2 separate regions of the Homo sapiens genome follow, and region 2 is linked to region 1. Evidence: chromatin contacts called from ENCODE Hi-C or POLR2A ChIA-PET data. All regions are on one chromosome and are shown on one strand. The core of a region is the stretch at or near the end of the contact, and the rest is flanking DNA. Distances in the headings are between cores, read along the strand shown. Region 1 holds the start of PTPRK (protein tyrosine phosphatase receptor type K). Region 2 overlaps ARHGAP18 (Rho GTPase activating protein 18).

Region 1 (2,700 bases), core at 133-2,632:
CCACCTGGTGAAACTTCAGAGCCCCCAGAGGAGAGAACGAAAGAAGCAACCAACCTACACGAAGGATAACAAAACTGGAGGGGAACAGAGGGCGGGACCGGGAGAGCCAGGGTTCACGGACTTCTCTGAGCGGCTTGACCGAGAACCCCCAGGGCTACAGCGAGACGCTCCACTTGTCTCCTTTTGGGTTCTCCGGCAGAAGGCAGACATTTACAGTCCGCTTCCAGCCCCAGGCCGGATCCGGGGAGCGCGGGGCCAGAGCCCCAGGCCGGATCCGGGGAGCGCGGGGCCAGCCTGGCGGTGGTTTTGCCCGAGGAGCGGGCTCCCACGCGCGAGTCAGGCTTCCTCCACCAGGCGCCCAGACCTCGATGCCCATGAACGCTCAGAGTGGGTCCTTAGAACCGCATTTCAACACATCTTACAGGGCTCCGCCAACACACACACAGAACATGCTCCAAGCAGTGCCCGAGCGCACAGGGCAAGCCCGGGAGCAACCCAGAGCTGGGGGAGGAGAAAAGGGGACTCCGGGAGGGACGGGGAAGTAGTTAGACAATAGTCAGGGGAGGTTATTCCCGGGACAAAAAGCACCTGGCAAAGCGCGCCGAGGTCAGTCCCTTCGAATCTCCACATTTCTGACAATGGCTTCCCAGGGAATTTGTTTAAACACCCAAGTGGCAGACAGCAACAAACCCGCACCACAAGCAACAGAGTGCCGTCACGGGAGTCGTAACTACTTTTTCTTTCTCTCTTCCCCACTAGCCCGGCGCAGGCCACGCGAGACGCCGAAGCCAGCAGGTCCCCACACTCTCCGGCTAGACCGTGCCAGCCTGAGCCCCGAGCAAGCTTCGGAGAGGAACAATGGGTGCCCCGCGTCCCACCTGGCACGAACTCTGGGGACAGCCCTCCCTCTACCCTGTGTTCCCCACCCCCGGACAGAGAGAGCTCCCCACGATCCTTGTCCCCAGCCCTAGCGGGGACCTGGCTCACCCCTCGTGAGCCCAGGACTCCAGGCGTTCGTCGGGGACGCCCCCCGGCCACTCACCTGCGGAGAACTGGCCTTGGGCCGATCCCAGGAGAGGCCAAGGAGAGAGGAGCAAGAGCGCCACAAAAGCAGGCAGCGCCGCCGCCGCAGTCGTATCCATGCCGAGTTTGGGAGAAGTTTCAAGCAGCTTTGCAAAGAGCTGCCGGGGGGATCGCCGCGAAATCCACGACGGAGGAGCGGGCCGGGCCTCGCGGGGTGAGGACGGTGAGAGGACAGCCGCCCGCCCGCCCTTTTTCCTTCTTCGCGGTCGCCAAACTACCTCAGGGGCGAAAGCGTCGCCAGCGTCGCCGGCCGGCCGCGGCGGCAGCTCTCCATGCTCGGCGGAGGCTGCTCCTGTTAGTCAAGAGTTACTTTGCTCGGGGAGGGACGGGGGCGGAGCCGGGGGTGACGTCGCCCCGCGGGCTCCGGGCGCTTCTGAGGAATGCGGGCTCGGGCGCGGCGCCGCCACCGCCTCCTGCCGGAGAGACGCGCGCCAGCCCCGGCCGCGCGCCCCGCGCCGCCTTTGTTCGCAGCCTGGGCCCCGCCGCCAGCCGCTGCTCGGAGGGAGCGAGCGAGAAAGGGGAGCCGGCGCAGCTCGCTGCCCTGTTCCAGAACTCAGAATTTGAGAGGCGAGAGTTCGGTAAGCCGTGCGACCAGACGACCGAGGACGCGCGCAGAGAAACCCCCGCCGTCCGAGGAGAGGCGTCCTGGGGTTCCGTCCCAAGGTGGAGGTCCCCCCGAGCGGTTGCTGATTGAAAGGGGAGTGTGGAAGCGCCCTGAGGAAACACCCGCCTGCCTTGAAAACTCCCCGTTCCTTATTCTTGTAATAAGGAATAAGACACCCCACCCCCATCGAAAACTTGTCCCTTATTCATAGAATAAATAAAACTTGAACCAGAATAAACGATCAGTAACTTTCCAGCGTGAACAGCTGGCGTGTCTCCTTTCTGGTTTATTTGTCATTGGCCAAGTATTTGGATTTACTCTGCTTCACTGACTTTGCTTGTTGCTCTGAAACCCTCCGGCCCCTTTCCAGTTCTCACCTAAGAACTGCATCAGGGCTTATTATCCCTTCCTTGCACCTAGGTCTGGTGTGTGTGTGGTTTTGTTTTTTTTAATATCTAGTAGGTAGTTAAGACATAAGTATTTAACAAAAGGACTTTTACACTGACCATGAAAACAGCTTCTTCGGAATGATTCATCTGGCAGAAAATAATGCTATATTATGACAGTAAAATATTTCACAGTTAACTACTTCAGCAGCTTGAAGTGGTTTCGCCATATGCCACCCTGCCTTACTTCTGTGGTAAGACTGTATGGTGCATACTTTATTCATTTTTGTAAAATGTCACAAAAAATAGGTATGGTCACAATTGAATAACATAATAACTTTGATTCAGAATTTTTATGTGTTATGTACAATTGCTAAAACAATAGTCTGTTGATTGACATCTCTCAGTTTCTCAGACATCTTAGCCTTTGTAAATCAAGACAATGTGAAATTCATTTTAATATAACATTCACATAATTTACCAAGCCACATATTCTTTTAATCAAATATATGCTATTAATGACCAGACTTATGACAGAGCCTGTGGAAACAAAAATGTAATAAATATACACACAAATATATACATATATAAATACATATTATACACACATACATATCAGGCAGAAAA
Region 2 (2,780 bases), core at 206-2,705, 1.1 Mb after region 1:
AATATAAGATCTAAAACCATAAAAACTGTAGAGGAAAGCCTAGGAAATACCATTTAGGACATAGGCATGGGTGAAGACTTCATGACTAAAACACCAAAAGCAATGGCAATAAAAGCCAAAATGGACAAATGGGATCTAATTAAACTAAAGAGCTTCTGCACAGCAAAAGAAACTACCATCAGAGTAAACAGACAACCTACAGAATGGGAGAAAATTTTTGCAGTCTATCCATCTGACAAAGGGCTAACATCCAGAATCTTCAAGGAACTTAAACAAATTTACAAGAAAAAATCAACCCCATCAAAAAGTGGGTGAAGGATATGAACAGACACTTCTCAAAAGAAGACATTTATGCAGCCAACAAACATGAAAAAAAGCTCATCATCACTGGTCATTAGAGAATTGCAAATCAAAACCACAATGAGATACCATCTCATGCCAGTTAGAATGGTGATCGTTAAGAAGTCAGGGAACAACAGATGCTAGAGAGGATGTGGAGAAATAGGAACACTTTACACTGTTGGTGGGAGTGTAAATTAGTTCAACCATTGTGGAAGACGGTGTGGTGATTCCTCAAGGATCTGGAAGCAGAAATACCATTTGACCCAGCAATCCCGTTACTGGCTATATGCCCAAAGGATTATAAACCATTCTACTATAAAGACACATGCACACGTGTGTTTACTGCAGCACTGTTCACAATAGCAAAGACTTGGAACCAACACAAATGCCCATCAATGATAGACTGGATAAAGAAAATGTGGCACATATACACCATGGAATACTATGCAGCCATAAAAAAGGATGAGTTCATGTCCTTTGCAGGGACATGGATAAAGCTGAAAACCATCATTCTCAGCAAACTAACACAGGAACAGAAAACCAAACACCGCATGTTCTCACTCGTAAGTGGGAATTGAATAACGAGAACACATGGAGACAGGGAGTGGAACATCACACACCAGCGCCTGTCAGAGGTTGGGGGGCTAGGGAAGGGATAGCATTAGGAGAAATACCTAATGTATATGACAGGTTGATGGGTGCAGCAAAACACCATGGCACATATATACCTGTGTAACAAACCTGCACGTTCTGCACATGTATCCCAGAACTTAAACTATATTAAAAAAAAAAAAAGTTAATTATGCCTTCTTATCTTAGACATCCCTTCACTTACTTTCCCGGTTCACTGCCTTCCTTCTTGTCATAATCGTTCTGCTTGAAATGGACGTTGTGAAAAGCCTAATTTCAGCTTAGAAAAATGTCCTCTTCTACCGCCCTTCCCATTCAATGGATTAAGGATAAAAGCAGACAAACAGATTGAACATAGAAACTCTGAAATTATTTACAATTTCAGAATCGGTAATCAAAGCAAGAGCTCCACAGTGTTCTTACCTAGCTGCCTTGCAGATGCCTGGCACTGAGTCTTAGCAACTTCCCTATGAACTCGGGTTCATTTTAAAAACTTCCCGTAGTTTCGATTCAAAGGAATGCCTGACCAATACTGCCACCTACTGATGAGTAGGTGAGAAATCAGGACAATCAGATGGAGAGTCCAAACCAGTTTAATGAAAACGAAGACAGACAATAATGAAAAATTCCTTGAAGTCGGTAAAATAATCTGCCTTTCCCAGAGAGTACTAGTAAGGAATTTACATCGAATCCTACAGCAGCATTAAGCAAAGATTGTGTAAGTGCAAAGAATTACAATGACCTCTGATACAGTCTGGCTCTGTGTCTCCACCCGAATCTTATCTTGAATTGTAATCTGAATTGTAATCCCCATATGTTGGGGGAAGGATCTTGTGGGAAGTGACTGAATCATGGGGGCAGTTCCCCGTGCTGTTCTTGTGATTGTGAGTTCTCACAAGATCTAATGGTTTTGTGAGGGGCTTTTCCCCGCTTCACCCTGTGCTTCTCATCCTTCTCCTTCCTGGCACCATGTGAAGGACATGTTTGCTTACCCTTCTGCCATGACTGTAAGTTTCCTGAGGCCTCCCCAGCCATGTAAGTCAATTAAACCTCTTTATAACTCACCCAGTCTCAGGTATTTCTTCCTAGCAGTGTGAGAACAGATTAATGAAGCCTCTTTCAGAAAAGAGCATCACCAACGTTACCAGGACAACCAGTCCTCCTTTAAGAATTCAAATGTTTTAAACTCAAGGCAAATATATTTATTTTTATTTTGTCTCATACACACACAGAAAAACAAATAAAAATCTAGCCTGAGATTTAAAACTCACTAAGGAAAAAAAATCACAGCAAAAGCAGTAGGTTAACATCAGGATATTTATATTCAAGGCTCTATGGTATCAAGTTTTTTTTCTCTTTAGAGCCAGGCATGGTGGCATGCACCTGTGGTCCTAGCTACTCACGAGGCTGAGGCAGGAGGTTTGCTTGAGCCCCAGTGCTTGAGGCTGCAGTTAGCCGCGAATGCACTGCTGTACTCCAATCTGGAAAACAGAGCAAGACCCTGTCTCTAAAAAATTTGAGATTTTTTAAAGTCCATATTTTTTTGTTATTTAAACGTGATATTATTCAACATTGATGAACTTGGGTCGTGAGTTCTAAAAGGGATTCAAAATAAAATGGCATTTTCACTTTTTTAAAATTAAGATACTTTTTCATGATCAAAAATATGTTGTGTCTCCCTCCTGACCCTCCTTTTCAGGTAGGTAGCAAACGTTGCGAAATTTAGTTGGCATATGCTTCAGACAACCTTTTACTTAAATCATTATCCTCACTGCTATCTTTTTTTTTGAAGTTGTATACTCCTAAAA

Evidence for each region. A loop is a pair of places that touch in the nucleus more often than their neighbours do. ChIA-PET counts read pairs that join two places held with the same protein, here RNA polymerase II (POLR2A). Pooled maps may share reads with other maps.
Region 2: a loop to region 1 is called in a map of PC-9, with 8 times the contacts of the local background. The contact joins the enhancer-like site here to the promoter of PTPRK in region 1. A Hi-C loop is called at or near these places in 2 of 168 maps with a recorded cell type or tissue (IMR-90 and PC-9) and 7 of 50 pooled maps. POLR2A ChIA-PET finds 5 or more read pairs at or near these places in 1 of 52 experiments (CD4-positive, alpha-beta T cell).

The regions. Positions count from the first base shown.
Region 1 is chr6:128,519,217-128,521,916 of GRCh38, forward strand. PTPRK (protein tyrosine phosphatase receptor type K) reads right to left here and starts at 1,383. Exons shown (of 30, transcript NM_002844.4): 1 at 1,043-1,383. The coding sequence starts at 1,142. RefSeq lists enhancers at 557-1,150, 1,151-1,745.
Region 2 is chr6:129,573,981-129,576,760 of GRCh38, forward strand. It overlaps ARHGAP18 (Rho GTPase activating protein 18), which reads right to left. Exons shown (of 15, transcript NM_033515.3): 15 at 2,152-2,780. Among named protein-coding and RNA genes, the nearest start is that of ARHGAP18, 130 kb to the right of the region's middle. Within about 2 kb of position 1,456, at least 4 of the 41 ENCODE cell types and tissues checked have a DNase peak (open chromatin) inside an H3K27ac peak, as active enhancers do; they include PC-9, where a contact is called at or near this core.